Regions from separate parts of the Homo sapiens genome. Here region 2 is linked to region 1. A link is an interaction called in ENCODE POLR2A ChIA-PET data of the cell type or tissue named here. Cell type or tissue: OCI-LY7. All regions are shown on one strand. Each heading gives the region's core, and the rest is flanking DNA. Links, peaks and the distances in the headings are about the cores only. Region 1 has its middle 11 kb from the start of KCNA10. Region 2 has its middle 63 kb from the start of RBM15-AS1.

Evidence for each region. Peaks named below come from ENCODE experiments on the same cell type or tissue, not always from the same donor. Only the 100,000 strongest peaks of a DNase experiment are listed, where the experiment ranks them.
Region 2: POLR2A ChIA-PET joins it to region 1 with 18 read pairs; 2 of 35 experiments call an interaction of 5 or more read pairs at or near these places.

The regions. Positions count from the first base shown.
Region 1 is chr1:110,500,435-110,515,997 of GRCh38, reverse strand. No RefSeq gene overlaps it. Among named protein-coding and RNA genes, the nearest start is that of KCNA10, 11 kb to the left of the region's middle. In OCI-LY7, for the core only: no CTCF peak of the experiment used is centred there; a DNase peak (open chromatin) is centred at 13,377.
Region 2 is chr1:110,268,464-110,284,026 of GRCh38, reverse strand. It overlaps a transcript of KCNC4 not described here and the pseudogene LOC124900436. Among named protein-coding and RNA genes, the nearest start is that of RBM15-AS1, 63 kb to the left of the region's middle. In OCI-LY7, for the core only: CTCF peaks have their summits at 3,576 and 3,799; no DNase peak of the experiment used is centred there.

The DNA.
Region 1 (15,563 bases), core at 10,564-15,563:
TCCAAACTCCCAGAATGAGGGAGTAGAATTGGGATTCCCCAAAGGACAGGGAAAGAAGCCTCCACTCTGTCCCTCCCCCATCTACCCGGTCAAATAAGGAGGCCTTGTGCTGTCCTCAGTCCCAGCACCCAACATGTGGCCACTCAAAGATGTGTCAACACCAGAACAATGCCCCTGGGCCACAGCTCCACCTCACACAACTCCCAACACACTGTCCTGGCTGTGTCTGTCAGGGTTCTCCAGAGAAACAGAGCCAATAGGGTGTGTGTGTGCGTGTGTGTGTGTGCATGTGTGTATATTTATATGTGTACATATATATACAGAGAGAGAGAGATTTCTTGTAGGGAACCGGCTCACGCATTTATGAAGGCTGAAAAGTCCCATGTCCGCAGGGTGAGTCAGCAAGCTGGAGATTCAGGAGCACCATGGTGCAGTTCTGGTAGGAAGGCCAGCAGGCTCAAGCCCCAGGAAGAGCCAATGTTTCATTTCAAGTCAGAAGGCAAGAAGAAAACAATGTCCCAGCTCAAAGGCAGTCAGTAAGAAGGAATGGCCCCTTGCTTGGGGTAGAGAATCAGCCTTTTTGTTCTATGCAGGCCTTCAACTGATTGGATGGGGCCCACACACATTAGGAAGGGCTGCCTGCTTTACTTAGTCTACTGATTTAAAGGTTAATCTCATTCAGAAACACCCCCACAGACACACCCAGAATAATGTTTGACAAATATCTGGGCACCCTGTGGCCCAGTCAAGTTGACACATAAAATTAGTCATCACACAGACAGCCACCCAGCTCCACACAATCCTGCAAGACACAGTGCTGCAACCTCAGATGCCTCCACACAACTTCCACTTCATGATAAGCCAGCTGATGTGGGTGAAAGCCTCTTCTCTTTTCTTTTGTCTTTATCTCCTAAAAAGCTGAATTTAGTAATCTTTAAATCTCCTTTCCATCCTAATAATCTCAAATCGCTTCTTGCACTTTAACCCCAAGCTTTGATTAAGCACCAGTCATGCAAAGATCCAGCCTGGGCTTCACACAAGGCATTATTGCCCTTTGACCTAGGTAAGCAGGCTCCTGTCCCAGCCCATGAGCCTGAGGGTTCCAGACTTCAGAAAGTCTTCCCCACAATTTTCTAAGTTCCCTTCCCATTTTTCCCCTTCAGTGTCCTTTCAGGGCACTCTCCAGTTCTCCACCCACCCCTCTCGCCCAAGTGAGTAGGGCTGACCAGATGCCCCATGGAGCTCCAGGCCTCAAACCTATGGAGTCCTCTGAGGCCTTATGCCAGGCTCTGGTTCCAGGATGGTGGCCTGGTGAGCAGATTGTCCTCACTGGTCAGTTTACAGAGTCACACAAACTTGGGTGCCAGAATGACGATAACATTTTGATTTAGGGTGATGCAAACGTGTATCTGTACAATGCCCTTACAAAACCTACTTGCCCAAGACCTCAAGTACCTGAGGGGCGGCCTTAACACAGAAGCCCACATGCCTACATACAAGCCTCTGGCAGGCATATGCCATCACAATCCTTTACACCAAAACCTCTCCCCTGTGCCCCTCACATCAGCCCTCTGAGGTAAATATTAGCACCCCCACTTTGCCATGTGAGGAACTGGTTTAGAGAGATCCAAGGGCACACAGCCAGGAAGCAATAGAGAAGGGATTTGAATCTAGGTCTCTTTGATGCCAAAATGTGTCTCTTCATGCTTCCTAACCAGAGTGGTCTCCACTGGGGCAAGCAAGCTGCAGCTGTGGTCATGCAGACAGGCTTGATTCTCTCCTGGGATCAGGGAGGCTGCTTCTCCAGGGGCCTCTGGCTTCTCCTTCCCACTGACTCTGTGTTCAGCAGCAGGGCCACATGCTGGCCCTACACCATCTCATGTTGCAAACACAGTGGAATAATCAGACCCCAGGACAGGCTGGGCCAGTGACCCCAGAGGCCAAGATGGAGTCCCAGGGCCTGCAGCCCTAGCCTTTCTCTTCCTGAGGCCCTGCCAGGAAGAGTACAGGCAGAGCAGGGCGGAGAGGAGCCACTTCTTCTTTGGCTAATCTAGTTACCCTCACAGCCTTAGAAGGCCCAATCATAAGATTCTGATACCCAGGAAGCAGGCCCTGCCTTCAGGCTGGTGCCAGTGACTGCAGCTGCAGAGGCAAGCCCTCCATTCCCAGTGGGGTAGGTGTCACTGTCTCTGTGCACCGACACTAGGTCATCGGTTTCTTAGCCACCCAGAGCAGGAGAAGAGCTATGGGAGCCCCTCCCATCATACATCTGCCCAGCCTCCTGTCTGCAGTGAGATCTGTTGTCTGTAGAGGAGCACCCAGATGACTCACTGACAGAGAAAAAGGAGAGAGGCGGGGAAGGCAGAGCGGGGCTGCGAGGGGCAGTGTGGAGCACAGAGAGGAAGATGTTCCCTCGACCCATGAGGACCCTCGACCCATGCGGAGAAAGGACTTGTCAGCAGCCAGGCTGGGGCAGCCCTGCCTTTAGGAGGAGCAGAGCAAGGCCTGAGGCCTTCATTCAGTGAGTTAAGATTTACTGAGCTCCTACTGTGGGGCAGGCACTTTATAGCCCCTGAATAAAGATGCTGGATAGAGCAAAAGGGCCCTTTTTAATTTTCACAGTAAAAATAAGCAAATAACGTGAGAGAAACAAGAAGACATTTTCAAGGGGTGGTACAATTAGCAAAGGGCTTTCAAAGCTTGTGTTTTCTTTTCCATCATAATATGCCAGCTGTCTTTGCAGAGAACTGTGCAATTTAGAATTAACAGTTGTGCTATGCTCATCATTCTCTCTCTCTCTTTTTTTTTTTTTCTTTTTTTTTTTTTGAGACGGAGTCTCGCTCTGTCTCCCAGGCTGGAGTGCAGTGGCACAATCTCGGCTCACTGCGAGCTCTGCCTCCCGGGTTCACACCATTCTCCTGCCTCAGCCTCCCGAGTAGCTGGGACTACAGGCACCCTCCACCACGCTCGGCTAATTTTTTTGTATTTTTGGTAGAGACAGGGTTTCACTGTGTTAGCCAGGATAGTCTCCATCTCCTGACCTCGTGATCCACCTGCCTCAGCCTCCCAAAGTGCTGGGATTACAGGCGTGAGCCACCACGCCTGGCCTCATCATTCCCTTTTCAAAAGTTTTATAAACCATAAAGCATTTTGAAACTTAAGGGTAAAACCTTCTAAACTTGGAGTCAAAGGACCTGGCTAAGTTCATATTAGTTGTATGACTTGGGCAGCAATGAGCTTCAGTTTCCTTAAGTAGAAAATAGAGATTTAAAATTACCTAACCAGCAGCAAACATGGTAATGTTCTCCCCACCCACTCCACCCCAACAAGGAGCAGGCTCCGGGCCCCACCGGTTGTCCTCCCTCACCCAACCTGCATAATAGGGATCACAGGCCCTCCACAGCCCACCAGAGTGGCTGCTCAGGACCCACCCTCTGCTGGAATTCCTATTTCTCTGATTCTTATACTTGTGCTCAACCTCCTTGAGCTTACTTCCGAATCTGAAAAATGGACAAAATTACATCTGCCTCACAGGCTGAGGACTCAGTGATGGAGTTTTACTAAAAGCAATTTAGGGCTGTAAAGCACTACACAAATGAAAGGAACTATGATTCTTTAAAAGCTTTCCTGAGGACCAATTAACACTACCCAAACAAGTATAGGGCTTACCTTTGCAATCTGAGTCAGGGAATGACCCTAAGCAGAAGGCAGCTGATTTCAAAGACAGTATAAATATAGAATTAATAGGCCGGGCACGGTGGCTCATGCCCATAATCCCAGCACTTTGGGAGGCCGAGGCGGGCGGATCATGAGGTCAGAAGATCGAGAGCATCCTGGCTAACGCGGTGAAACCCCATCTCTACTAAAAATACAAAAAATTAGCCAGGCATGGTGGCGGGCACCTGTAGTCCCAGCTACTCAGGAGGCTGAGGCAGGAGAATGGCATGAACCTGGGAGGCGGAGTTGCAGTGAGCCGAGATCACACCAGTGCAGTCCAGCCTGGGAGACAGTGAGACACCGTCTCAAAAAAAAAAAAAAACAGATAGATAGATAGATAGATAGATAGATAGATAGATAGATAGATAGATAGATACAGATAGAGAGAGAGAGAGAGTTAATAAACATAGGCAGGCTGGTCACAGTGGCTGACTCCTATAATCCCAGCACTTCTGAAGGCCAAGGCAGGCAGATCATTTGAGCTCAGAAGTTTGAGAGCAGCCTGGGCAACATGGCGAAAACCCATCTCTACAAAAAGTACAAAAATTAGCCAGGCATGGTGGCGGGCATCTGTAGTCCCAGCTACTCGGGAAGCTGAGGTGGGAGGATTGCTTAAGCCTGGGAAGCGGAGGTCGCCATGAACCAAGATTGCGCCACTGCACTCCAGCCTAGACAACAGAGTGAAACCCCTTCTCAAAAAAAAAAAAAAAAAAAAGATTTAATAAATTAATAATGTGGGGCATAGACAGAAGTAGTGGTGAGGATAACATCATATTTAATAAACAATTACAACATTCTAAATGCTTTACACATTTTTCATTTCATCTTAACAACCACTATAAAGTAAGGATTATTTCCATTAGCAGATAAGAAAACCAAAGCTTCAAAAAGTTAGGTAACATTTCTTTGTGGCATATTGTGGGTGTATTAATCTGTTCTCACACTGCCAATAAAGACACACCAGAGACTGGGTAATTTATAAAGGAAAAAGGTTTAATGAACTCACAATTCCACATGGCTGGGGAGGCCCCACAGTCATGGTGGAAGGCAAATAAGGAGCAAAGTCACATCTTAGTGGCAGCAGGCAAGAGAGCGTGTGCAGGAGAACTCCCCTTTATAAAACCATCAGATCTCATGAGACGTATTCACTATCATGAGAACAGTATGGGAAAAACCCACCCCCATGATTCAATTACCTCCCACAGGGTCTCTCCCATGACACGTGGGAATTATGGGAGCTACAATTCAAGATGCGATTTGGGTGGGGACGCAGCCAAACCATATCAGTGGGGAAGTCATCCTAGGAACCCCAAATGGAGGGGGCACAAAACTGAGGTGATGATTATACATAGATGGTTCCCTAATTGTCCTATGCCCCACCTTCTTGGTCAAGAACCTAACCTTTATATTGTCACCCTCAATTCACCTTCACTCACAGCCAAACCAAAGATGCTGATACCATAAAACAGGCCAGCATCATTCCCTGAGGTTCTGGGACAGCAGAGTGGCTGAGGTTTGAGCCACCCCTCACTGTATAAGCTTTTTCTGGCACACACTACGCAGAGGCCACTTAGAGGAGTTAAGCCACTTGAGGTGGAAGGCTCAGCAGGACCTCTGAGGCAACCTTGTGGGCACAGACCTGCCAATGCAATGTGGCCTGGAGCCTTGGCCGCCCAAAATGCTGCTCACACACAAGGTTCCCTTGCGCTGCTCTCACAGGCTGGCCAGCAGCTGGTCTGATGGGCTTGCATAGCCCTCACTCTGCTTTGCAGGAATTCCCTCCCCACACTCCCTCAGGCACTCACTGAGGATGTACACTCTGGTGCAAGAATATATTAGGGAGGACGCATTCGGTTGCAGGTCAAAGAAATCCAACTCAAACTGAAACAGAAGAGAGGACCTTATTGGCTCACATGACTGAGAAATGCAGCAGAGCCAGTCATCATCCTAGGTCCAGTGAGTCTGGAGATCCAAACTCCACCTTCAGAGCTCACAGCGTCACCTCTCTCCACTGTCCTCAGCTTGCCTCTGCTGGTCAGCCTTTGTGCCCCTGGAGGCAGGCATCCTCCATGCGGCAGGTATGTATATATACACACATACACATACACACACACACACACACACACACACACACACACACACACACACGTTTATGGGTTGGGTATGCCTTATCCAAAATGCTTGGGACCAGAAATGTTTCTGATTTGGGTATTTTGTTTGTTTGTTTGTTTGTTTCAGATTTTGGAATATTTGCATTACCCTAAGGGCATCATACAGGCCTTTTTGACATTTTCAACAATATCTTTACACAGAGCAGAGAATAAACAAAACAACACAGTGAGTAATGCACGTAAATCTTGGCCTCATGTGGGGCATTGTGGGGAACCTGCCATTGGCATGTCTGGCCTGCGCACGTGCCATTTTATTACGCTGTGGGCATCCGTGCATCTGAAAAGGGGCACAAAAGATGTGTTGCAGGTGAAGGGTCTTTTTTGCTTTGAGGACACTGAATCCACTGTGTGTCGTGCACCTGCATTTTTATGGTGACCAGTCACATGGGGTCAAGTATGAAATTTTATTCTTGAGGCATCATGTTCTGAATCAAAAACTTTAAGATTTTGGATTTCAGATTTTTAGATTTGGGATGCTCAACCTGTAGGAATATATAAACACACACACACACACACACACACACACACACACACATACACATAATCACTTTTGTATCTAATTATCTATAATTTCTTATAAAAATGTTAACTCCAAAAGATAGGGATTTTTTGTCTGTCCGCTTCTATATTCCCAGAACCCGTCATAGCTCATAGTAGGTGCACAATAAATATCTTTTGAATTAAAGAATAGCGCCTCTAAGCTCTCCCTCCCTATACCCTAAAGAGACAAAATTAAGCCACCGATATGCCTAGTAAGATTTCACTCTGCCCCACCCCTAGTCTCCCATCCCTATTCCCCTTTCAAGAGAAGTGTGACTGCAGTGACCCTTGGAGGCTTTATGGGCATGGGCCCTGAAGCCTGGGGCATAGCTGGGATGGGGCATGGGGGAGGCCTGGCCCAGGGCCCCCATACGCTCCTGGCCCACAGTAGAAACCCAGCTCCCCTGAGCAGCATTGCCTGCAGCTGCCCCCAGGATGAAACTCACATGTGCTTTCCAAAATTTTGAGCCAACATTTAAAAGCCTGGAGAGTTCTCATTTTTTTAATCTTATTTTTTAAAGAGATAGATGAAACAAGGGCAGCAAAATCTTGATAATCATCGAATCCAGGTAGTGGGGTCTATGGGGGCTCACTTTACTATTCTCTCCACTTTTATGTATGCTTGAAATTTTTCATCACAGAAATTTTGTAAAATGTATTTCTGACTTCCGTTGGAAAATCAGAAGATTTGGCCAACCTGGATGACCACAATAGCAGAGGCTGCTCTCCAGGTCACCATCCTCTTTGCCCTCCCTCTGGTGTCCCTGACACTTGGCCTGCCAGCTCCAGAAGGCATCTGGGCTTGTGACCATTGCCCTCCTAAGGGTGACAAACCAGCGCTGAGGCCTGCCAGCCTGCCGGGAGGTCAGGGAATATATGGGGGTGGGAGGAGAATCTGATTTTGTATTAGGAGCTTTGGTTTGTTTAGTGATCTGCTGAGATCTGGTCTGTTGCCGTCTTCTCCCCAACGTCCATCTGAGAAGCGAGGGGGATGGTTTTCTGACAGGGGAAGAAGCCCTCAGGGCTGTCCCTCTCCAGCTCAGGAGAAAGCTGCCTGCCTTCCTCCCTGCAGGCTGCTCTTCCTGGTGGGCAGGGCTCCCGGAGGGCAAAGAGACCCAAGACGCCTTCCTCTGGGAAACCCCAGCTCTGAAGGTCTCTCAGAAGGCTCTGTCTCAGTTCCAGTGGAGCAACTGAACCTTCAAGGCAGCTCTTCTGGACATTCAATGGGGAAGCCCCTCCCCACCACACCCTGACTCTGCTGGGCCTCCCCACCTCAGCAGGCCCCTCACCAGAGAGCGACGACAGAGTGGAGGCTTCCTTCTCAGTCCTTTGGGGAAGTCCTGCTCAGGCCCAGCTCCACCAGCTGCTGAGGAAGGAATGCGGCCCCTCCTGCCTGTGACAAGGCCGGCCTCCCCAGCCCCGCCCAGGAGCCTGAGATTTCATGCCCTCCCTCCTTACTGAGTCCTGGAGATGGGGAAGGGAAGGAGAGCCCAAGGTGCCCCTGCCCTTCTCGGCAGCTGATTCCAGCCTCCTAAAAAATGAAATACATTCTGTTCAGCCCATGGGGTGGAGCGTTCCAAAGCCCCTTTGAAGTAAGAGGAAGAAAGATGGCCTGGTCTCCCCCGGGAAAGCTATGTTTGCTCTGGCCAGCCCAACCTCGAGACAGAAGAACAGTTGCCCTCAAACGCAGGGATGAAAGGGAACTGGGGGTGGTAGGGAGCTGGGGAGATGGGTAAAAGGAAGATCAGACAATCTTTTGTTATCACATCTCAGGGGAAGCGGAGGTAAAAAGCTGCCTGCGAAATGTCACCAGATAATAAATGCTATTTCACTCCCATCACTGAGGTGCCAGTCAGATGCCTGGGGAGAGAATGGCTGCCATCATTGGGAATTTTAGATGGGATCTTCTGCTCTTCTGAACTCAGGGTGTGGCTATGCCATCTCCTTCTCATCCCCCATGTCTCCCACCCCTACCTGTTGTTCTATGGTTAACAGCAACAATAAATAATACCAGGCTTCCAAGATTATTGTGGAAATTAAATAAAATAACACCTGAGATGCCTTAGCAAACTGTAAAAGGTGCTACACAAAGTAGGATGCAGGTAGACAGTGGCCTGACCCTTCCACAGCAGATTTCTGCTCAGCCCACACTCTTTGAAAGGATAAAGCCAGGATACACCCACCTGAAGGCTGTGAACCCTGCCAGAGCCATGGCTGTGCCCTTTAATATTACAGTCCCAGCACAGTGTCTGGTGCTTAATAGATGCTCAACAAATGAAGCAAGAAACAGAAAAAGGGAAAGAAAGACGGACGACCCAAGGGAGAACCGAGGCCACCGGAGAGCCAAATCAGAGGCTCCCCTGACTTCCCTCACATGCCCTACAATGACAATAATTGCGACCTATCTACCTGGAGAGTTTGGGCTGAAGTAATTTCTTGGCACGGAATTTTCTGTGCAGACCTGAATCATTCTGTTTTTTTCTGAGACTCCACGCAGGAGGAGATAACTAACATTCACCGTGCACTGGATGATTAACTTTCTCAGGGTATAGATGATGCTCTTGTTCTTTCCTCAAATATTCACCATGTTTCTGCCGTGGGCCAGATGCCAAAGCTGGCTCTGGGGATACAGAGCCAACTAAGAGGGCTCTCTGCCCTTGAGGAGTGGAAATGGGCTTCTCAGATCAGCCAGAAACCCTCGCCCTCCTTGTGGGTGGGTCTGAGGCCTGCCTCAGCTTAAACCCTCCAACTCCGTGATTTCTCCTTCTGAGTTAATAGCAAGCCAACCCTCGCACTCCCCGGCTTATTCAAGCCCAAGATAAACTGGCCCTGTGTGGGCAGTCTCTGACCAGTCATGGGACAGAGCCTGAGTGCTGAGGGCTTGATTAAAGAAGTTCATTTTCCACCTTAGTGTTCTGCTCCACTTGGAGATGTTGTCACATTCAACTGGAAAAGAATTAGCAGCCCAGAAGGGAAGTCAGTCCAGCATTGGACACAAATTCAAGTCAGGGAGGCAGTTCTGGCCAGAGAGAGACAAGGCATCTCCCTATTGATCAGAAGAACAAAGCGCCAAGATGCTTCCCTTTGGAGAGGGGGCAGGGGGCATCTGACTTCATTGTCGAGAAAGTAGAAACCTTGTTGCATTGTGGAGAAAGAAGCAAGGCTCTATGGCTCTCTTCCTCGTCTTTGGGATAACACACCAAAGAATAGAAGGCAAGTGGCCAGGGGACCTGAGGTCAAGCACATTGGAAATGGAAGGGGCTTCTCTAAAAAGCTTGAATGAGGCTGGGCGCGGTGGCTCAGGCCTGTAACCCCAGCACTTTGGGAGGCAGAGGCGGGTGGATCACTCGAGGTCAGGAGTTGGAGACCAGTCTGGCCAACATGGCAAAACCCCATCTCTACTAAAGATACAAAAATTAGCCAGCATGGTGGTGCACACCTATATTCCCAGCCACTTGGGAGGCTGAGACAGAAGAATCCCTTGAACCCAGGAGGCGGAAACTGCAGTGAGCTGAGATCACACCATTGCACTCCAGCCTGGATGAAACTCCGTCTCAAAAAAAAAAAAAAACTGTCAAATATGAAGCCCACTTCATAGAACAGGCACTAAATAAATAGTATTTTTCCTACATATGGCATCTCAAGAAAAAGGTTCAAAATGTAAGCAGGCTTCCTGTTGCCACTTGGTAGCAGCATACCTGAACCCAAGGTGAGGCAGTACTAGCAACACTTGTGAGCAAGGCTACTGGCCTTCTGCCACCGTGGGCCCCTTAGGGCAGCATCGAATTCCTAGCAAAGCAGGAATGTCTGTTCCCAAGCTCGTCTGTGACACCTCTCTGTCAATCTCAGAATTCTCTCCTATGACAGAAACAGCTGCCACAGAAATTAATGCAATGTGGTTTATAAAATGATTTCATGTATATGGTTATCTCATTTGAACCACACAGCCACCCTGCAAGTTGTTCAGGGAGGTTTCATATTTGCCCCAGGTTAGAGTTGATAAAACAGAAATTCTGAAAAGGTCAATGCCTGCCCCAGCACACCGTCTACTCAGTGCTGGAGCAGAGACCCGAGCCTGAGGCCTTTCCCTGACACCACAGCTGCCTCCCGCTGAGCAGGACCTGGCCAAGAACAGCTTCTCAGAAACTGAGAAAATGGGGGCAGGACAGGAGAAGGACCCCTCCCTGCCACCCCAAGGAACATTAGTCTTTCCTATGGGCCGGATGTTGTATTCCTGTGTTGGCTCGCTAGAGCTGCCATAACACAGTACCACAGACTGGGTGGGTTCAACAGTAGAAATGTATTGTCTCCCAGTTCTGGAAACTGAAAGTTCAAGAGCAAGGTGCCAGCAGGGTTGGCTCCTTGTTTTGTAGATGGCCATCTTCTCCCTGTATCTCTTCACACCATTTTCCCTCTATATGTGTCTGTTTCTCTGTCCAAATTTCTTTCTTTCTTTCTCTTTCTTTCTTTCTTTCTTTCTTTCTTTCTTTCTTTCTTTCTTTCTTTCTTTCTTTCTTTCTTTTTTGAGACAGAGTCTTGCTCTGTCACTCAGGCTGGAATGCAGTGGCGCGACCTCAGTTCACTGGTTCACTGCAACCTCCGCCTCCCGGGTTCAAGCGATTCTTCTGCCTCCGCCTCCCGGGTTCAAGCGATTCTTCTGCCTCCGCCTCCTGAGTAGCTGGGACTACAGGCATGCACCACCACACCTGGCTAATTTTTTGTATTTTTAGTAGAGACGGGGTTTCACCATGTTGGCCAAGATGGTCTCGATCTCCTGACCTCGTGACCCATCCACCTCGGCCTCTCAAAGTGCTGGGATTAAAGGCGTGGCAAATTTCTACTTTTTATAAGAACACCTATCATATTGGATTAGGGCCCACTGTAATGTCCTCATTTTAACTTCATTACCTCTGTAAAGACCCTGTCTCTAAATGAGATCACATTCTGAGGTACTGGGGGTTAGGACTCCAGTGCATCTTTTTTGGAGGGGGCATGGGGTGTAAATTTAACCCACAGCATTAGTATCGTCCCTGTCCAAATGAGGAAACTGGCTCAGAGACGTTGTCATATGCCTGAAGTCATGCAGCTAGGAAAAGCAGCAGCCACCAGCACTGTCAGAGCCTGTGTGGGCCCCACGACATCATGTTCCCTGGCTTAGCAGCAGCGACTCCTCAGTGGAACCCACCACCGCCCATGGGCATAGAGGGCACCCCACCACAGAGCTGTCCTATGACGGTGGCAGAGGTTAGAGTGGGGAGCAGAAGCCGGGCTCCCAGCCAGCCTCCCTGACCTCCCCCTGTCTCCCTGCAATGAGGACAGAGGGGAAGACATGGCAGGCAAGGAGTGGGTGGGCAGAGCAGGGTTGGGGGTGGTGGTGTTGGGCAGGCCTCACAAGTCTCCAGCACTGGGGTCTACTCCCCTCCCTCTCTCCCCTCTTCCAGCTGGTTGGTTTTCAATCAGGAGAGCACCTGGGTAGGTTCTGGAATGGCTCCCACTGGTGATTTATAAAATGAAGCTGCTTTTATTCAACTGCTTGAGTCACCTTTTAGAATTTCTTAATGTCCTGATTCCTGCTTTGCACTCTCAGAAAAGGACTCCTGAAGTCAAGAACTAAATCCCCACCACACGACATGCACACCCTCTTCGCCATCCTCCACCCTTCCTCCACGCCCTGTGGTGCCTTCCACCATGCAGGGGGATGATGGACATGGATTGGACAAACACGTCCATCTGGAGAAAGGACTTCACTGGAATCTGGAAGTCAGATTGCCACCCTCTGAGACTAAAAATGTCTTCTTACAGTGGCATCTTGTTTAACTTTAAAATGGATTATTGATGCCTCAGAATTCTGAAATGGTTTGAATTCCAAGTCCAGAACCAGCGGGCAGCCCAGCCAGACACCGGCACCCCAGGAGGCCCCCATTTGGGGAATCAGACCTCCCTGCCTGGTGGACCTGAATCCTCCACAAGGTATCTGTCTCACCCTCAGCCTGTTTAAAAGAACTGTTGACATCGTGGGAAATATTTGTGTCTAATTTGCCACCAAAGGCTTCATGACCTTGGACAATTATTTTACCCACTCTACACTTCGGTTCCTCCATTTGTTAATAGCAACGACAAACAATACCAAGCTCCCAATATGACTGTGAGAATTAAATAAGATAATACATGATATTTCTTAGCAAACTGTAAAAGGTGCTGTGCAAAGTAGAATGCAGGTAGACGGTGGCCTGATCCTTCCACGGAAGATTTCTGCTCAGCCCACACTCTGTGAAAGGTGGCTAAAGCCTAGGATAAAAACCCGCCTGAAGGTGGTGAACCCTTTGAGAGTCATGGTTGTGTCTCTTTAATGTGATAATCCCCACACAGTGTCTGGTGCATAATCCCACTACGGTGTCTGCTGCTCAACAAGTATTTGTGGAATAAAGGAAGGAAAGGAAGAAGAAAAAGAAAAAGGGATGATACAAAGATCAGATTGTGCCCCTTGAAAAAATACCAGTAACATATTTATTGCATGCCATGCGCTATTCTAAAATAGTTAATGTAAATGAACTAACTTAGTCTCATGACACCTTGTGGGGCAGGATTTATAATTAGCTCCATTTCACAGATGAGGCAATGGAGTCGCAAAGCAGTCAAAGTAATTTCCCAAGATGCTACAACTAGCAACTTGGCAGAGCCAGGATTCGAACTGAGGGTTTTGGCTGCAGGTCTCCATGCTCCTCCGCCAGAAGCCACCTCCACTAGCAGTGCTGTCTCAGGAGAGCCAGGATGGTTGAGCCCAGGTAACTTTACCCAGGCAGGTAAAGGTTATGGGGTCCCCCTTCCTTTCTATGGCCCCCCGCCTCCACATGCCACAGGTCCCACACTAGCCTGACCATTCTGTTCTATTTCACCATTGCTTGCAAGCTGTGTAAAGATGCAGCTTCCCAATTTTGCCTAGTGCTAACCTCATGCAGAAAAGAGGAACTGAATCTGTCCAACTTTTTCTCATCTGTGATCAGCTCAGTGTCACATGTTTGAAAACGCTTTGCACCACCCACATTTCTTCCCGCATGGAATACCCTTCACCTTATTTCTGCCTTTTGAAATCCTATTCATCCCTCAAGATACCCCAAACACCCCTTCCTGCATGAGGCTTGCTCTGCTTCCTCCGCTCTTCACTTTGCCCATTTGGTGTCTACCTGCCCTCTGTGAGATCTTGGAGGCTGGGGTCTTGCCTCGTTCATCGTCATGGCCTCAGAACCCCAAGGCACCATGTGCTTGGCACAGAGCTGATATTCAGTTGTATTTAGTAAACTGAGATTGTAATGATGCTGCAGTTCCTTAATGTCAAATGACACTTTACAGTGTGCATTAGTTATCTATCACCATGTAACAAATTACTCCTACACTTAATAGCTTAAAACAACACACATTTACAACTCACAGTTTCTGTGAATCAGGAGTGAATACAGTTTCTGTGAATTGGGAGTGAATACAGGCACAGGTTAGCTGGTTCCTAGAGCTCTCGGCCTCTCTGCAATCCAAATGTTGGGTAGGGTTTCTGTCACCTCAAGACTCCACTGCAGCGGGAGAGGGGAGATTCTGAGCTCACTCACATGGTTGTTGGCAGGATTTGGTCTCTCCTGGACTATTGGACTGGAGGCGGAGGAAATTCCTCTTTGGCTGTTGGCTGAAAGTCATCCTCAGGTCCTTGCTCCAGGGACCTCTTCATAGAGCCACTCACAACATGGCAGCTTGCTTCCTTACAGCAAGCAAGAGAGAGTACAAGCAAGACAGAATCCACGGGCTTTGCAAACCAAACGCATTGCTTTGGTGTCTTCTATTTGTTACAAGCAAGTCACAAAATCCAGTCCACACTCAAGACGAGAGGGTTACACAAGGGCATGCTGACCAGGAAGCAGGGATTACTGGAGGCCATTTTGGAAGGTTATCAACCACAGGGGGTAATGCATGTTATAGGATGTGATCTCAATTTGCCAGTGTGGAGCTGGACCAGCAGAGGGCATGGGTGAAATGAAAGGGGCACATTGGAATAGAGCTGTGAGCCTTTTCACACATGAAAATATAAGGTCTCCCACACTGGGTCAACCCCTGGACCACCCAGCCTAGTTTCCTACCACCAAGGTACAGGCTGTAGGGAGGTACAATTGTCCTCCCTGGCCCGCCCTCCCAGGTGCTGAATGTTTCTCAGCACGCTCACATTCCTCTAATAATAATACTACTCCTGCGTAGCATATCTTGTACAAAGCACTTTCACACTCATTATCTCACTCCTTGTGACAGTCCTCTGGGGGAAGTTCTTGTGTATTCTAATTTAAGTTGAGGAAACTGAGACCCAGAAAGTCCAAGGTCACGTGGCCTAATGAGTGACAGGGCTGGAAAAGAACCCAGTCTGACATCCTGAAATTTATCTAAACTTTTATTTATTTATTTATTTATTTAGAGACAGAGTCTCACTCTGTCGCCTAGGCTGGAGTGGTTCAAGAGAGTCCTGCCTCAGCCTCCCAAGTAGTTGGAACTACAGGCACCCACCACCACACCCAGCTAATTTTTTTTATTTTTAGTTAAGACAGGGTTTCGCCATGTTGGCCAGGCTGGCCTCAAACTCCTGACCTCAGGTGATCCACCTGCCTTGGCCTCCCAAAGTGCTGGGATTACAGGTGTGAGCCACTGTGCCCAGCCTATCTAAATTTTTAGAAACTTATTTCCATATCCAGACTACCACTACATCCAGACAAGAGTTCCATACAACTACCACCTACAGCAAGGACAAAACATTTTTACTTATTTGTCTAAAACTTAGTGTCAAGGCAGTGCCATCCTCCCCAGACAACTGGGTTTGATGACCAGACACCCCCTGCCCATGTGGAATCAAGCCCCCAGGGTGGACTCAGATGCCAGTGCTGGGACTCCAGGGCCACCACCGGCTTGGACAGTTCCAGTTTTTGAAGGTGACTCTTTCCTTCTCTTGCCCTCTCCCTGGCTTAGATATCTAAAAGCCAAATATTCTCTCTCCTTTTGTACAAACAATTCTCAGTAAAGGAAATGGTGAGGCTTGGTGGGCAGGTCATGGGATTTTGTGGGGAGGAGGAGTGTCTAGTTGTGATGGCCTAGCTTCCAATCTTGGCT
Region 2 (15,563 bases), core at 224-5,223, 220 kb after region 1:
ATCATTAATATCCCCATTTTATCCCAAGGAAACCAAGGCTCATGGAGGCTTAGTGTTGTGCCCAAAGTAACACAGTTAGCAAGTGGTTCCATTTAGTGATGCCTCAGCAGAAGCCCAATGTGCCCTGAAATAGCATATGAAGTCTGTCTGAGATCCGGGGGCATGACTTATGATTCATAAAATAACTGTGTAGCTAGGGAGCTACAGAAAGAGATTAACAGAACCTGGGACTTCAGTCATTTTCAAGAAAGTACAACAGCTAAGCATTAACAATTCATAGAAAAGACCCACTCTAAATGATGCTTTGTAAATGCATAATGAAGAGACTGGGAAGTACCCAAGTCCAAAAAAAGTCGTCAGGACTAAACGTAGCTAAAGAGAGCTGGGGCCCAGTCAGTAGTCCCCAGTCTGACTGAAGGAAGCCTAGGGCAACTGAAGATCTGGGTCTGCTAGGCGTCCAGAAAAGGGGCAGTCAAATAATACAACCAGTCAGTGTGTCTCCACTTCCACTGAGAGAGACAAGTGGCTCTGGACCAGACATCGTTAATCACAATTTCCTATCCCCTGACCTAATGTCTCTTTGTTCTGAACTCAGTAAGCAATCTTCTGATTATTAGTTTTCTGGGTAAGCTTGGTACCAAAAAGGGAATACTTGGTAGGAATACTCACCATTTTACATTTACCGTGGGCTCCTTAGTGCTATGGTTTGAGTTTGACCCCACCAAAATGCATGTTGAAACTGATCCCCAATGTGGCGGTGTTGGGAAGTGGGGCCCGGTGACAGGTGGGGACAGATCTCTCATAAATGGTTGGTGGTAGTCAGCGCTTGCTCTCTGTGAGACTGAACTAGTTCTCACAGGAATGCTCCCTTGAGAGTGGGCTTTAATAGAACCAGGACACTCCTTGAAATTTACCTCTTTGCACATGTCCACTTCCCCTTTGATCTTCCACCATGTCTTAATGCAGCAAGAAAGCCCACACAGAAGCCAAGCAGATGCCAGCACCATGCTTCTTGAACCTCCCAGCCTGCAGAACCATGAGCTAAATATACCTCTTTTCTTTATAAATTACTCAGCCTTGGGTATTCTGCTATAGCAACACAAAATGAACCAAGACACTCAGTCTCTTAGAAGTTTAGTGACTGTGAGTCAATCTCTCTTAAGTCATGTCTCCCAGTTTTTTACTGGACTCAGGTTCATCAGTCTCTTAGGGATTTAGTGACTGTAAGTCAATGGTTCTTGAACCTGAACAACTACGAGCATGCTTATAAATCCAATGTCTGGAACTGCAAAGCCAAGCAAGGGCCATCCCCTGGTCCACAGCAACCCTTCGAAGAAGGTGCTTCTACCCTGGGAGACACCTCCCCACTTACCCACAGATGCCTGTAATGAGATCCCTCCATCCTCCAGCCTCTGGCCACATGCCTGCAGAGCAGAGTGGTGTTCACAGGTCACTTCAGTGGGAGCACAGTGCTTCCTCAGCAGAACTGAGAGCTGACAGGGGTGCAAAAATAACAGGCTTATTGGAAGAGAGCAACATTACAGACACTCAAGCACCCCTAAGGTAGAGGAAAAACAGAAAAGCTCTCATCTTTTTTCCTACCCATGGTCAGACATGTAAGAGCCTCGCTCCTCCCTATAGGAAGAGAAAGAAGCAGAGAGATGACAGGTGGAGTTAGATTTTCAAGGACACAGAAGGATTTGTAAACACTGGAGGCTGTCTCTCACTGAGGGAGAAGTCATCACAGGTGGGGCAGAGTCCTCCAGCTCCACTCAAGGGATGACATTTTCCTTTCATCTCTTTCTCCCCTCTGGGATCCAGGGAGTGATTGAGATAATTTACCATTTAATGTGGGCAGATGGCTTAATTAAGCTAAAGCGGAAGGCATTAACAGTGGCACTGAGTATGAGAATGACTCGGGGGTGGGACCCTGGGAGCCACCTGGCAGATGTGTCCTCCTCTGCCCTGTCTCCTGGACTGGTCCCTAGGCACTAGGGTGCAGGGTGCTCAGTGGGTAATTTGCCTGCTTGGGAATTTAGGCTCCTGGTTCCCCTGCAGCCTCTGCCAGCGCAGCCTGGGAAGGCCCCGGCTCACACATTGGGAAATGCCTCTGGTTTTGTGGCCAGTCTTCAGGTCTAGGGACAGCAGCAGCAGCAGAAGCCAGCATTGCTGGACTCTCCCTGAGGCTGGCTGGGTTCTGAGTGATCAGTCATCCATGAGATTGAAGCCAAGTCCCTGCTCTCAGAGAGATCATACTTAGGTGGGGATACCAAATTCCTGGACCTCTGCAGGCTGGGCCGGAGAGATTCTAGCCCTTCTCCTAAAATTTATAGATGAGCAAACTGAGGCCTAGACAAGGGAAGCAACTGGCTCACCATGAGCCACAGAATAGGCATGAGAGCTCAGCTCCCCAGCTCCTGAGCTGTAAGTGCAGTATGTGTGTGTGTGTGTGTGTGTGTGTGTGTGTGTGTTTTTACATATGTGGGGAGTCAGATAAAGAAAGCACAGCTCCTCTAATTCCCCTTCCCCCTTCCCGCCCCCATTGCTATCTTCCTCAGTCCATGGGTTCCTGTCAAGTCCTTTCCCATCTCTGTATTTATGTCTGAAGAGAGGAGTGGGAGCCCCCAAATAGGTAGTAAGATTTCAGATTTCACTCATTCCAAGCCTGGAGCTCCACAGCCTTTGGAAACAGGTGTAGGGTGGCCCCACATCATTTCCTGGGTGAATTCTGCTTCCACAGCTCATTAACCATATCCTGTCTGCAGCTGGCAAGTCTGGGAGGAGAAACCCACAGCAAACCACCCTCCTCTCAGTCCCCCTTCCCCGCTCCAAGCACCTTAAAATGATTGCTTTGGCCCAGAGCCAGGGAAGTGATGAAGTTTTCCAAATTATGAGGCAAGGTTTCTTGTCTCATTAGCTTCTTTACCTTGCTATCCAGAAGCCCCCGCACCACCACCACCACCACCACAGGGAGCCTGAACCTAATACCCCCAGGAGGATCTGAGTGACTTGGGGCAGGATGCTCACGGTCCTGTCCTCAGGGATGCAACTGTTTGCTTCGAGGAGGGCTCCTGGAGAAACTAAGCTGGGTAAAGATCACTGGGCAGCTCTGGGTAGGGAATGTGACACAGCAATTTGGTCTACGTGGGGCCAGGAATTTCCACTGGGAATAGCAAGGCAGCAGACCAGGGGATGGTGTGGGAGGTGGCCAAGGATGGTAGATAGAATTGCTACATAAAATACAAGACACCCAATTAAATATGAATTTCAGATAAACAACAAATAATTTTTTAGTATTTGTCCCAAATATGCCATACTTATACTGAAAAAAAATTTGTTGTTATTTGAATTGCAAAGTTACCTGGCCATCCTGTAATTTGCTAAATCTGGCCACCCAAATGTTGGGGTAGATAACTAGGCGATGGTGTAGCAGGAGATTAGGGGATTGTGGGCAGCGGACCAGGCTAGACTCACCTGGGCCTCTGAGCTGGGCCTCTGTCCTCAGGGGTTTCGCAGAGTTGTAGACTGAGGACCTGTTTCCTATCCAGGCCAATTTCACGGGACTTGTTTCCGCCTTCCCTAAGGTCTCAGGGAAGACACCTTCCCTTAGCTTCTCCCATTGCCACTCCCTCCCCCAGAGTCTTCAACCTTGGCAGGGAGACAGAGCACAATCTCCTCCCACCCTGTGGCCACCAAGCACAAGCACGCAGAATCTCTCTGTTTGAAGGGCTTTACAAAGACCAGCTTTGGAGGCACACTGGCCTAGGTATGAACCTGAACTTAGTCGCCCTCTAGCTGGCCATCATAGGCATGTAATTAACCTCTCTGTGCCTCGATTTCTGCGAAATGGTTAAAAAGAGAACCAACCTATTGTGATCATCTAGTGGGTCAATGTTTACAAAGCTGATGGAACACAGCACTCAATAAATGATAGCCTAAACATTCCAGCCGGGTGCGGTGGCTCACACCTGTAATCCCAGCACTTTGGGAGGCCAAGGCATGTGGATCACAAGAGATTGAGACCAGCCTGGCCAACATGATGAAACCCCGTCTCTACTAAAAATACAAAAAATTAACTGAGCGTAGTGGCGGGTGCCTACTCGGGGAGGCTGAGGCAGGAGAATCGCTTGAATCCGGGAGGTGGAGGTTGCAGCGAGCTGAGATCGTGCTACTGCACTCCAGCCCGGGCAACAGAGTGAGACTCCATCTCAAAAAAAAAAAAAAAAAAAAAAAATTCCTAAAGCCCACAGGGAACCAGGAAGGGGATAATAAAAAAAAAATTAACATGGAGAAGTGACACAGGTACCAGATTCTTTCAAAGCTCTCTCTCATAGCCATTATCACTCTTTCAGGAATAATGGAAAACATCAGTCCTGCATTCCCCTTTTACATCTGAGAGCAGAGCTCACTATATCATCTTTGCTCTTTCAAATCTCTCCTTTCCCAGGATCACTCTATCCAGCATTAGTCCAGATGGAAAGCTATGAATTGGAGTCCATTCCAATTTTAGGGAGTCAGGTGGGGAGTGTGCATCTCAGGGAGACCACATGGGAGGCTCTTCATTCATTCCACAAATGTTTATTGGGTCTCTCCTGTGTATACTGGAGACAGACAAGTGAATGAGACAGAACTTGCCCTTGCCCGCAAGGAACTTACAATCTAGTTGAGAATCTCATTTCATTCATTATCTCTCCCAACCCTTATTATCTTCACTTGGATGGTTCAGAGAACAGGATGGCGAGTTGGTTAAAATCAGAATGCCGACTCTATCAACTGGAAGTGGCTTTGTAGAGAGCCATGTTTAGCCATGCTCCAGCTCAATGGGGAAAGGTTTTGTGATGATTAGTGATGTCTGCCATGGGTGCAGGAAAGAGAAGTGGCACAGATGTTCCACTGATATGCACATCAAGCCTTTCCTTGCATTTATATCCTGGAAGAAAAGCCCACAACTTGAATCTCTTTAGGACTATGAATCCAAGCCTGGTGGGTGGAGTGATGAAGAGCTTCCCCACCCCTGGGGAAGGTGAGTCTTCAGAGCCGGCAGACCTAAGTCCCAGAAGAGGAAAGAAATAGACATGAGACGGAAGAAAGGTTGCAGTTGGGCCCCTGAGTGGCATGCTGACAGACAGGAACAGAGTTCACCAGATAATGAGAGGAACCTGGCAGTGAGAAAAGCCCAGTGACAAGTGATACCTCTGTCCCCACTTCCCATCAAGCTTCTCTAGCTGGGAATGCCTTCCATGATGATGGGTGTTCTGCTGACCCCGGGATGACAGATACGATTGCAGCAGATGGCCCTGGGTCTGCTTGGCTAGGAAGGTGAGTTCAGGACGTAGGCACAGAAGCAGGGCACCTTCCTGGTACCTGAAATAAATTTTGGGCCTTGCCATTAAAACTCAGGGATCCCAATTATACATGTTCACGTGGGTTTTTAATACTCACACCAAAGGGAAGATATTCTTATAAGTGGGAGAGAACTTTGAAATCATCTACTCCAGGGTTTCTCAACCTTGGCACAATTGATATTTTAAACCAAATACTTGCTTGTTGTTGGGGCACACAGAGCCTGTGCATTGGGGGCTGATCAGCAGCATCCATGGATGATAGTAGCACTGCATACTCCCTCTCATTGTTACAACCCAAAACACCTCCATCTCCAGATGCTACCAAATGTCCCCAGGAAGCAAAGTCACCCCTGGTTCAAAACCATTGACTCATATCATCTCAATCTATGGATAAAGAAACTGAGGTCCAGAAAGGTGATCTGCCCAAGGGACATTTAGTATGTTCTTTGGTGACTCTCCCTGGAGAATTCTCTTTTTTTTTTCCTCCTTCCGTCCCTCCCTCCCTCCCTTCCTTCCTTCCTTCCTTTTCTTTCTTGAAACAGGATCTCATTCGGTCATCCAGGCTGGAGGGTAGTGATGCGATCATAGCTCACAGCAGCCTCGACCTCCTGGGCTCAGGTGATCCTTCTGCCTCAGCCTGCCAAATAACTGGGACTATAGGCATATGCCACTACACCCGGCTATTTTTTGTATTTTTGTAGAGATGGGGTTTCGCCAGTTGCGCAGGCTGCTCTCAAACTCCGGGGCTCAAGCAATCTTGCCTCAGTTTCCCAAGGTGCTGGGATTACAGGCATTAGCCAGTGTGCCTGGCCTATGAGCCACCATGCCCAGCCCAAGAATTCTTCTAATAACACCCCACACAAAAAGAAAGGGTCTTATAAATCTGCACCTAGTGAGATCATACAACTTTTGCACAGCTATATAAAACCTTTTAGAGTTAGCCTACATTTAATTGGAGGAGGGCTCTGCTTCTGTCCCCTCTCCTGGGGGTACTGGGTCTGGGGCCTTTTATGATGTTACTTCCCACTCCGACCTTCCTGGAATCTGGTTTAGAACAGCGTGTACCAGGTTTTGGAGATAGAAGCACTGTCACTCTCAGCTCCCATGGCAGTGCCACTGACTTGAATGTCAGACTTTATAGATCTTGGTATTGAAGGAAGACGAAGGCCCTAAGTTTCATCTAGAGAGGAAGAGCTCCAAGGTTGGTAGCAGATGAGCTATCTCAGGGACAGGTAAGGTGATGGAATAAGAAATGTGGTGGGCTGTCCATTTCACCAATAAAACTTATTTTCTTCTTTCTTAAAGAAAAGGACTTCCCAATGCTAATTTGTTAGAGCCCAGAGTTGCCCGTGGCATTAAAAGTGACACAGGGAATAGCATTACATTTCTATTATCTTCCTGATGAGGGCATCAAGACCTGCTGCCACTATGCTATTTCACATTTCCAGCTAAAAAGCAAGTGATTTCAAAGGCATTTGGCTGGCCCTGAACATTTTTAATGATGTGTGTTCTTTCTTGACTTCACTTACATTATCACCCCTATCAAGTAAGCCTAAGTCCCTGTGATTATTGGAATGGTGAAAACAGATGGCTAAATTTAGATTTCAGCGGGATGTGGGGTGGAAGGTAATGCTGAAAGCAGAGGCTTCAGAAGACAGTTTATATGTCCTTTGCAATTTGGTAAAATCTGAGTCTCTGATAATGAAAAATGTGTGGGTGGTATTGGTATATACATATGACCCGGCTCTCAGCACTGTTGAGAACTTCTGGGGGCAACTGTCTGTTATCAACTCACTTTTGCAGTCTTCCCCTTGGAGGTCCATGTTTGTCAGTCTTTAGTTTGTTTTTGGCTTGGTGACATGATAACACTATTCCTGCATGAGATACTAAGCTCCTGGGGCTGTTCTAAGATGTGTTGAATACAAAATGTCCTGCTCTCTCTGCCTGAAGATGATGCTCTTGCATTTAGATGCCCTATAGGACTAACACATGCCAATGAGCCTCCTAAGAGATTGATGGTAAATCAGAATTGTCATGAGAAATAGAACCCAAACAGGCTGGACTGGATGGTCCTGAGGCAGAATGTGGGGCACAGGAGGTTGGTTTATGCTTTTGATGGTCAATATATTATGCCATGGGAGCTAGGTACCTATGTCTTCACTCCAGAAAAAGTCCTGCCAAGAAGTCCAGGTACCCATGAGGACTAGGCAGGGCTCCCTCTCCTTCTGAAAAAGCTGCAGACACTGAAATTCTCTTTCTCTCTCTGGTCCTGGTGTCCTGTTTGCCTGAACACCATGAAAACCCAGCTATTTCTATTAACCCATTCTTCACGTATAAAGGTCACAGAACACTAAGGTCCTTTTTTTTTTTTTTTTTTTTTTTGTATAAATTGAAAGGATATAAGTGCAGCTTTTTTTACATGGATATATTATATAGTGGTGAAGTCTGGGCTTTTAGTGTAACCTTCACCTGAATAATGTACATTGTACCCATTAAGCAATTTCTCATCCCTCACTCCACTCCCACACTCCCACCCTTCAGAGTCTTCAGTGTCTATCATTCCACACTCTGTGTCCAGCTGTACACATTATTTAGCTCTCACTTATAAGAGAACATATGGTATTTGAATTTGTTTCTGAGTTTTTTTCACTTAAGATAATGGTCTCTAGTACCATCCATTTTGTTGAAAAATACATGATTTCATTCTTCTTTTTTTTTTTTTTTTTTGAGGCGGAGTCTCTTTTCACCCAGGCTGGAGTGCAGTGGCGTGATCTCAGCTCACTGCAACCTCCACCTCCCGGGTCCAAGTGATTCTCCTGTGTCAGCCTCCTGAGTAGTTGGGACTAGAGGCGTGTGCCACCATGCCTGGCTAATTTTTTGTATTTTTAGTAGAGACGGGGTTTCACTGTGTTAGCCAGAATGGTCTCGATCTCCTGACCTCATGATCCACCCGCCTCGGCCTCCCAAAGTGCTGGGATTACAGGGACATCCAGCTGATTTCATTCTTTTTTAAGTGGCTGAATAGTATTCCGTGGTATATACATATCACATTTTCTTTATCCAGTCCTCCATTGATGGACACTCAGGTTGATTCCCTATTTTTGCTATTGTGATAAACATACAAATGCAAGTATCTTTTTTATATAATGATTTCTTCTCCTTTGGGTAGATAACCAGTAGTAGAAGTGCTGGATCAAATGGTAGTTCTATTTTTAGTTCTTTGAGAAATAGCCATACTGTTTTCCATAGAGGTTGTACTAATTTGCATTCCCACCAATAGTGTATAAGCATTCCTTGTTCTCTGCATCCTCACCAACATCTATTTTTTTGACTTTTTAATAATAACTATTCTGATTAGTATAAGATGATACTTCATTGTGGTTTTGATTTGCATTAAAACCTGATGATTAGTGATGTTGACCATTTTTTTCCTATGCTTCTTGGCCATTTGTATGTCTTCTTTTGAAAATGTCTATTCATTTCCTTTGCCCACTTTTTAATGGGGTTATTTGTTTTTTGCTTTTGTTGTTGTTTGAGTTCCTTGTAAATTCTGGACATCAGTATCCTACTAGATGCATAGTTTGCAAATATTTTCTTCCATTCTGCATGTTGTCTGTTCACTCTGTTGATTATTTCTTTTGCTGCGCAGAAACATTTCAGTTAAGTTCTAGTTGTCTATTTTTGTTTTTATTGCTTGTGCTTTTGAGGTCTTAGTCATGAATTCTTCGCCTAGACCAATGTCCAGAAGAGTTTGCCCTAGGTTTTCTTCTAGTATTTTTGTAGTTTCAGGCCTTACATTTAAGTATTTATCCATCTTGAATTGATTTTTGTATATGGTGAGGGACAGGGGTCCAGTTTTATTCTTCTGCATATAGCAATCCAATTTCCCCAGCACCATTTATTGAAAAGGGTATCCTTTCCCTCGTGTATATTTTTGTTGACATTTTCAAAGATCAGTTGGCTGTAGGTATGTGGCTTTATTTCTGGGTTTTTAAATTCTGTTCTATTGATCTTTGTGTCTATTTTTATGATCATGCCATGCTGTTTTGTTTGCTATAGCCCAGTAGTATAATTTGAGGTCAGATAATGTAATGGCTCCAGCTTTGCTATTTTTGCTTAGGATTGCTTTGGCTATTTGGGCTCTTTTTAGGTCTCATATGAATTTTAGGCTTGTTTTTTCTAATTCTGTGAAAAATGACAATGGCATTTTGATAAGGATTGCACTGAATCTGTAGATTGCTTTGGGCAGTATGGTCATTTTAACAATATTAATTCTTTCAATCTATGAGCATGAGTTATTTTTCTATTTGTTTATATCATCTACAGTTTCTTTCATCAGTGTTTTGTAGTTTTCCTCATTGGGATTTCATTCTTTTTCATGGCTGAATAGTATTACCTCCTTGGTTAAATATATTCCTAGGTAATTTTGTTTTGGTGGCTATTGTAAATGGGATTGTGTTCTGGATTTGCTTCTCAGCTTGAGTTTTATTGGCATATAGAAATGCTACTGATTTTTGTATGTTGATTTTGTATCCTGAAATTTTACTGAATTTATTTATCAAATCTAAGAGTTTTTCGGAGGAGTCTTTAGGGCTTTCTAGATATAAGATCATATCATCAGTGAACAGAAATAATTTGACTTCCTCTTTTCCAATTTGGATGCCTTTTATTTCTTTCTGTTGCCTGATTGCTCTGTCTATGACTTCCACATTAAGTTCTTAATAACGTTTTAGTCCTAAGGAAGCTCCTTATGTTCCTGGGTTGGTTCTGGGAGTGTTTTGAGACCTCTCTACCACCAGTGCAGACTCTGAAATTTGGATGACTCCCTCAGAAAACTCAGGGCATCCAGAGAACTTAGAGACAACTAGTTTTGCTACCTGCTCTACTCCTAGGTGAGTGGCTTTATCTATAAGTTCCAGGGCACCTCCCTACAGACACCACTCACCCATATCCAGTGGGCATGTGCTTTGAGCTCTTCCCCCAGAATGAATTTGAGTGGTTTCACCCACATTCCTCAATGCTCCTTAGCCTCCCACTGTGACCAGGAGCACATAGTTCCACGATTTGCTGGAGAGGGCCAGGGTGGCCATCAGTGGGCAGGGAGGAGCAACACAGTTCAAATCCACAGCCCAAACCTGGTAGCCAATTCTCTGGTCAGTTTTTGAGTGCCAGGCTCGGCATTAGTGTCAGCGGAGGGAAGGAGAGATGATAACCCAGGGTCCCTGTTCTTTCCAGACTCTTCGTCTCAAAGAAGAGACTGACACAGAGATAAATAACTCTCACAGAAGGCAGACTGTTTTGTTGCAGTACCAATAGAATGCCAAAGTGTCTCCACTAAACCATGAGCAGAAACTCATGATTTAGTGAAGGTTTAGTGTTGTATTTATCTGCTTCCTTAGCACCAAGCCTAGGGTCAGGCCCATATCTATGTACAATAAATGAGTAAAGGAACCAGTTGAGGAAACACACAGCACTTTCTCTCTAGGGACCACACCAGGTCAATGAAAGGCACTCTGTAGCTCTAACTAGATGCCCTCTTTCAGCTCCTGGGTCCATTTTTCTCCAGGAAACATTATATGCAGTTACAGAGGTGAAGCTTTCCTCCTTCCTCTCCTTGCTCAGCTTCTTAATGGTCTTTCATTCTGCCAAGGCCAATTGTCAGGGGAACTGCGGAGATTTACATAGACACCACAACCAACTCCAGGACTATCCCTTGGAGACTTGGGAGTGAGCATTTTTATAATACAAGGAAATCAGATTACATTTAGATAAATGAATTTTAGGATGAATTTACTGCATGCAAAGGACAGAAAAGCAAACCAAAATGAACAAGGTAGTCATTGTAAGGTTCTAAGACAGCTCATGGAAATAAAGTGCAGCCAGTATCATTTTGAAAATTGCATCTGGGAAATCTGAACTGTTAGGGCTCAAGGTATCCTCTCTCTGTCTCTCTCTCCCCAACCCCTCTTTTTCTCTTTTCCTCTCTCACCCTAACTGTAAGATACCTATTCACTTTCCCACACCTCCAATCATGGATTATTATGAATGAGATGTCATGATTATGAGTGGCTAAGTCTTCTGTCTCCTCAAGAAAACAGCACTATTGTGTGACTACAGCATCCTATGGAAAATTTCAATCTTATTATAACCTTAAGAGCTCTGGTTTCATAGCCATCCAAGCCCTCTTTGAAATGACTTATAGTCCCTCTCTTTGATTCTCTTTCTCTGGGGCCTCTATGGTGTCTCTATGGTCTCATCTGTTCATACATTTGGGCCATTTTTCTCTCTGCAGCTTGTTCAAGAAGCATCTCTGCCTCTTAATGACTTCAGCCTGTTTACAGCATTGATTGTAGGTAAAGTTCCCAACCCTCAGTAACCTTTGAGCTCTGATTGCATTCTGGCTGTGCAACACATACTTGAAATTCTCAAGAGGGTGAATCTGATTGGCTGCTGACCAGCCAATAGATTGTTCAACATTGAGACAGGATCTGATTCTGGTCCAACCAGCTGTAGCTGGATGGTCACATAGAACACATAAGGCAGTCCAGCTGGTCCCTTCAGTAGGGCTTACAATCCAAGACAGATCACAGAAGAAGATGGAGTGGGCCAGGTACCCCAGAACAAAATTACTATGTTAGATCAGTTTCGAGGTCATCAGAGGTCCACAACTTTAGGGAAAATTGTGGCGGGAAGGGGGGATCTGTCCATCATGGTGTGGACAATTTAGAGGAATATGGGGTAATTATGGGTGAGTGTGTGTTATAACCTAAGTGAGTCTTAGCCTTTCATGTGTGAACGGAGCCTCCTCCTCCTCCTCTTTCAGATGCTTTTCAGAGTCACTGTACAGTTGGCAGCAAGAGGGAAGATTCCCAAAGCATGCGATGGGGACAGTCTCCTCCCCAACCTCACACCTCAACCCCCTTCTTCCCCACCCTGCAATAGAAACAGCCCCCACATGATTGTTTGCTTCCTAGCAAAACTGGACCTAAATGTTTCCAGAGGCAGCTAGCCCACTTTTTGTTGGAATGGCCTTCTAAAGAATGAGAAAGTTGTCTGCTGGCACTGAACTCACAAGCTTAAGCCCCTGTAATCAGAGGCTACACAAGTGCAGGTATTTGGGATAGGAATAAACCAGTCCAAACAGATCTGGGTTCACATGAGTCTTGCTTCCCATACTTAGCTTTTTGCTCTTTAAGAGAAATTTTCTAGACTAGATTTTTCTAATGAGCTGCCAGGATTCAAAACTACTCTCAAGAGTCCAGAGACTTGGGTTCCAGTTTTAGCTCTACTACTAACTAGCAATGTAACTGTGGGCTATCCCTTCCCCACCCTAAGCTTCAGATCTCTCCCCTGTATAAAGAGGGAATTTGGAGTAGATGATCTTTAGTGCTCTTTTCTTCTTGACCTTCTGTTATCCAGCTTTCACCCAACCACACCATCAGTGCTCAGCTATACTCACCTCCAGGAATATGCCCTGAACTCTCACAACCTTCCCACCTCTGAAGGTTTAACCTCTCTTTTCTCTTTGCTCAGTTTCTCCAGGGTCTGAGTGGCATCTAGCCCTTGCCAGTTCACACAAGGAGAATTGCATGCCTTTGACTCTGGAGAGTCATTCCTTGTTTGTTTGTTTTCTATTTCTACCCTCTCCAGAACTGTCATCCTCAGGATCCTTCCATTGGCTTCCAAGCCTTCCTGAAAAGATCTTTCAAGAGGGTTCCATTCAGCCCCCCAGGGTCTAAATCTACTGAAGAGCTGATCTTCCACATCAATAGACTCCTCCAATGTCCTGGAATGTGTACCTCTGAATTGAGGCCACCGCAGAGCCAGTCTGCAGGGGCTGAAAAATGCAATGCAACTGAGGGTAGGCCAGGCATCCTGTGTTCAGACCTCAGGCCCTGATAGGCTGCTCACCTCTGATGCAGTGTGGTTGGGTGAGAAGAGCCAGGCCCACTTTGGAGGCAATCCCTTCCCACCTTTGTAGCCTTGTTTCCCTTGCACATACTGCTTCTATTTATCTTCCTCACAACCAGCTCCCTTGCACCTGTTTGTTCCTTTCTTGAAGGTCATTCGCTCAGCCTCCTGGTTTGTGCTCACACCCTCCAGTCAGCAGCTTATCTCCCTAAAGAAGTTCAGTAGACACATATGGGGACAACTTGTAAGACTCGCAGTGCCTATGTGGACAGGGTCATCAGGCTGCCTCTAAGTCCACCCTGAGATTATTAGTATAGCCTCATCCAACTCCTTAGCTTTGGTTTGATCTTCAGGCAGATGCAACTGTTTTTCATGGCTGTTCCCTCTCTTAATCACGCAGTCCTTAAATCTTTCCAGTAGCTTGTTCCCTGAGGGATCTGCTGACCATAACTTGGTACTGGAGGGGAAGGTCCTCTCTGCACTCAGCTTATTTCCAGAGGAATGAGGCCAATGCAGCAGGCAACATCCAAACAGAAAGGACCCAGAGAGGAGAGTCTGAGGGCGGCATGACTTCAACAAGGGGTGAGGACAGAGGTAGATCAGGAACTGCTCATGACCAAGGGAAGCCAGTTGGACGTCAGTGTTTTTCCAGGTGAGAAGGATGGAGCATCAGTAGCTCTGTCCTCTAGAAACTGCCAAGCAACCTAGAAAGCTTCATGTGTTCATTCATACATGTGTTAAAGATATATTGAGCTCCTACCCTGATATATTCTGTGTAGGCAATATAGAAATAAACAAATCCCATTTCCTGCCTTCTAGGACTGCCACTTGAGAAAAAGCAGCACAAAAATAGATCACAAAAGTGCCATGTAACACATCTTTAGAACGGAGGGAGGTTGGAATGGGGAAACTGGCAATACCTGACATTGTAAAAATGCAAAATAACTGGATCTGTCACACACTGCTGGGAGAAATGCAAAATAATACAGCCACTTTGGAAAACAGTTTGGCAGTTTCTTAAAAGTTAAATATATCCTCTTGCCTGAGATCTGGTAACCAAAAAAAAAAAGTTAAATATATACTTACCTTACAACTCATAAATCCCGTTCCTAGGTATTTACCAGGAGAAATGAAAACATATGTTCACATAAAAATTCTACATGAATGTTTATAGCAGCTTTATTCATAATTGCCCCAAACTTGAAACTCTAATGTCCTTCAACTGGTGAACTGATAAACTGTGGTACATCCATACTTCAGAATACTACCTAGCAATGGACTACTGCTGCTTGCAACAACATGGCTGAGTCTCTCTGAGTGAAAGAAGCCAGACTCCAGATTTCATTTATGTAACATTCTGGGAAAGGCGAAACCAGAGGGGAGAAAAATAAAACCACCACAGATTAGATTGGTGGTTGTGAGAAGCTGGCGATGGGGGAAGTTGTTGGCTTTAAAGGTATATGAGAGAATGTTTTGGGGTGATGGAATTGTTCTGTATCTTGATTGTGGTGGTGGTTACTCAACTGACGTGTCTGTCAAAAATCTTGAGTTGTATTTTACTTGGTGTAAATTGCACTTTAATAAACCTGAATGAAAAAAACAAAATACCAGGCTACAGGAAGGCCCAGGGAGATTTGCTTTCTGAAAAGATGGCCCTGTCACAGACTGATGGGTTCTTCTTGCCTGCTGCCCTGAAGAAAACAATGAGAACAGCAGGTTGTTGCAGCAAAGAAAGAGCTTAATAATCTCAGGGTAGGCCGGGCGCGGTGGCTCACGCTTGTAATCCCAGTACTTTGGGAGGCCGAGGCGGGCGGATCACGAGGTCAGGAGATCGAGACCACGGTGAAACCCCGTCTCTACTAAAAATACAAAAAATTAGCCGGGCGTGGTGGCGGGCGCCTGTAGTCCCAGCTACTCAGAGAGGCTGAGGCAGGAGAATGGAGTGAACTCGGGAGGCGGAGCTTGCAGTGAGCCGAGATCGCGCCACTGCACTCCAGCCTGGGTGACACAGCGAGACTCCGTCTCAAAAAAAAAAAAAAATAAAATCTCAGGGCCAGCCACATGAGCAGAACGGGAGAAACTTCTCAAGCCTGTCTTCCCGAGAATTCCAAGGCTAGGGTTTCTTTTTTTTTCTTTTCTTTTCTTTTTTTTTTTTTTTTTCTTTTGAGACAGTCTCTTGCTCTGTCTCCCAGGCTGGAGTGCAGTGGCGCGATCTCGACTCACTGCAAACTCTGCCTCCCGGGTTCACGCCATTCTCCCGCCTCAGCCTCCGGAGTAGCTGGCACTACAGGCGCCCGCCACCACGCC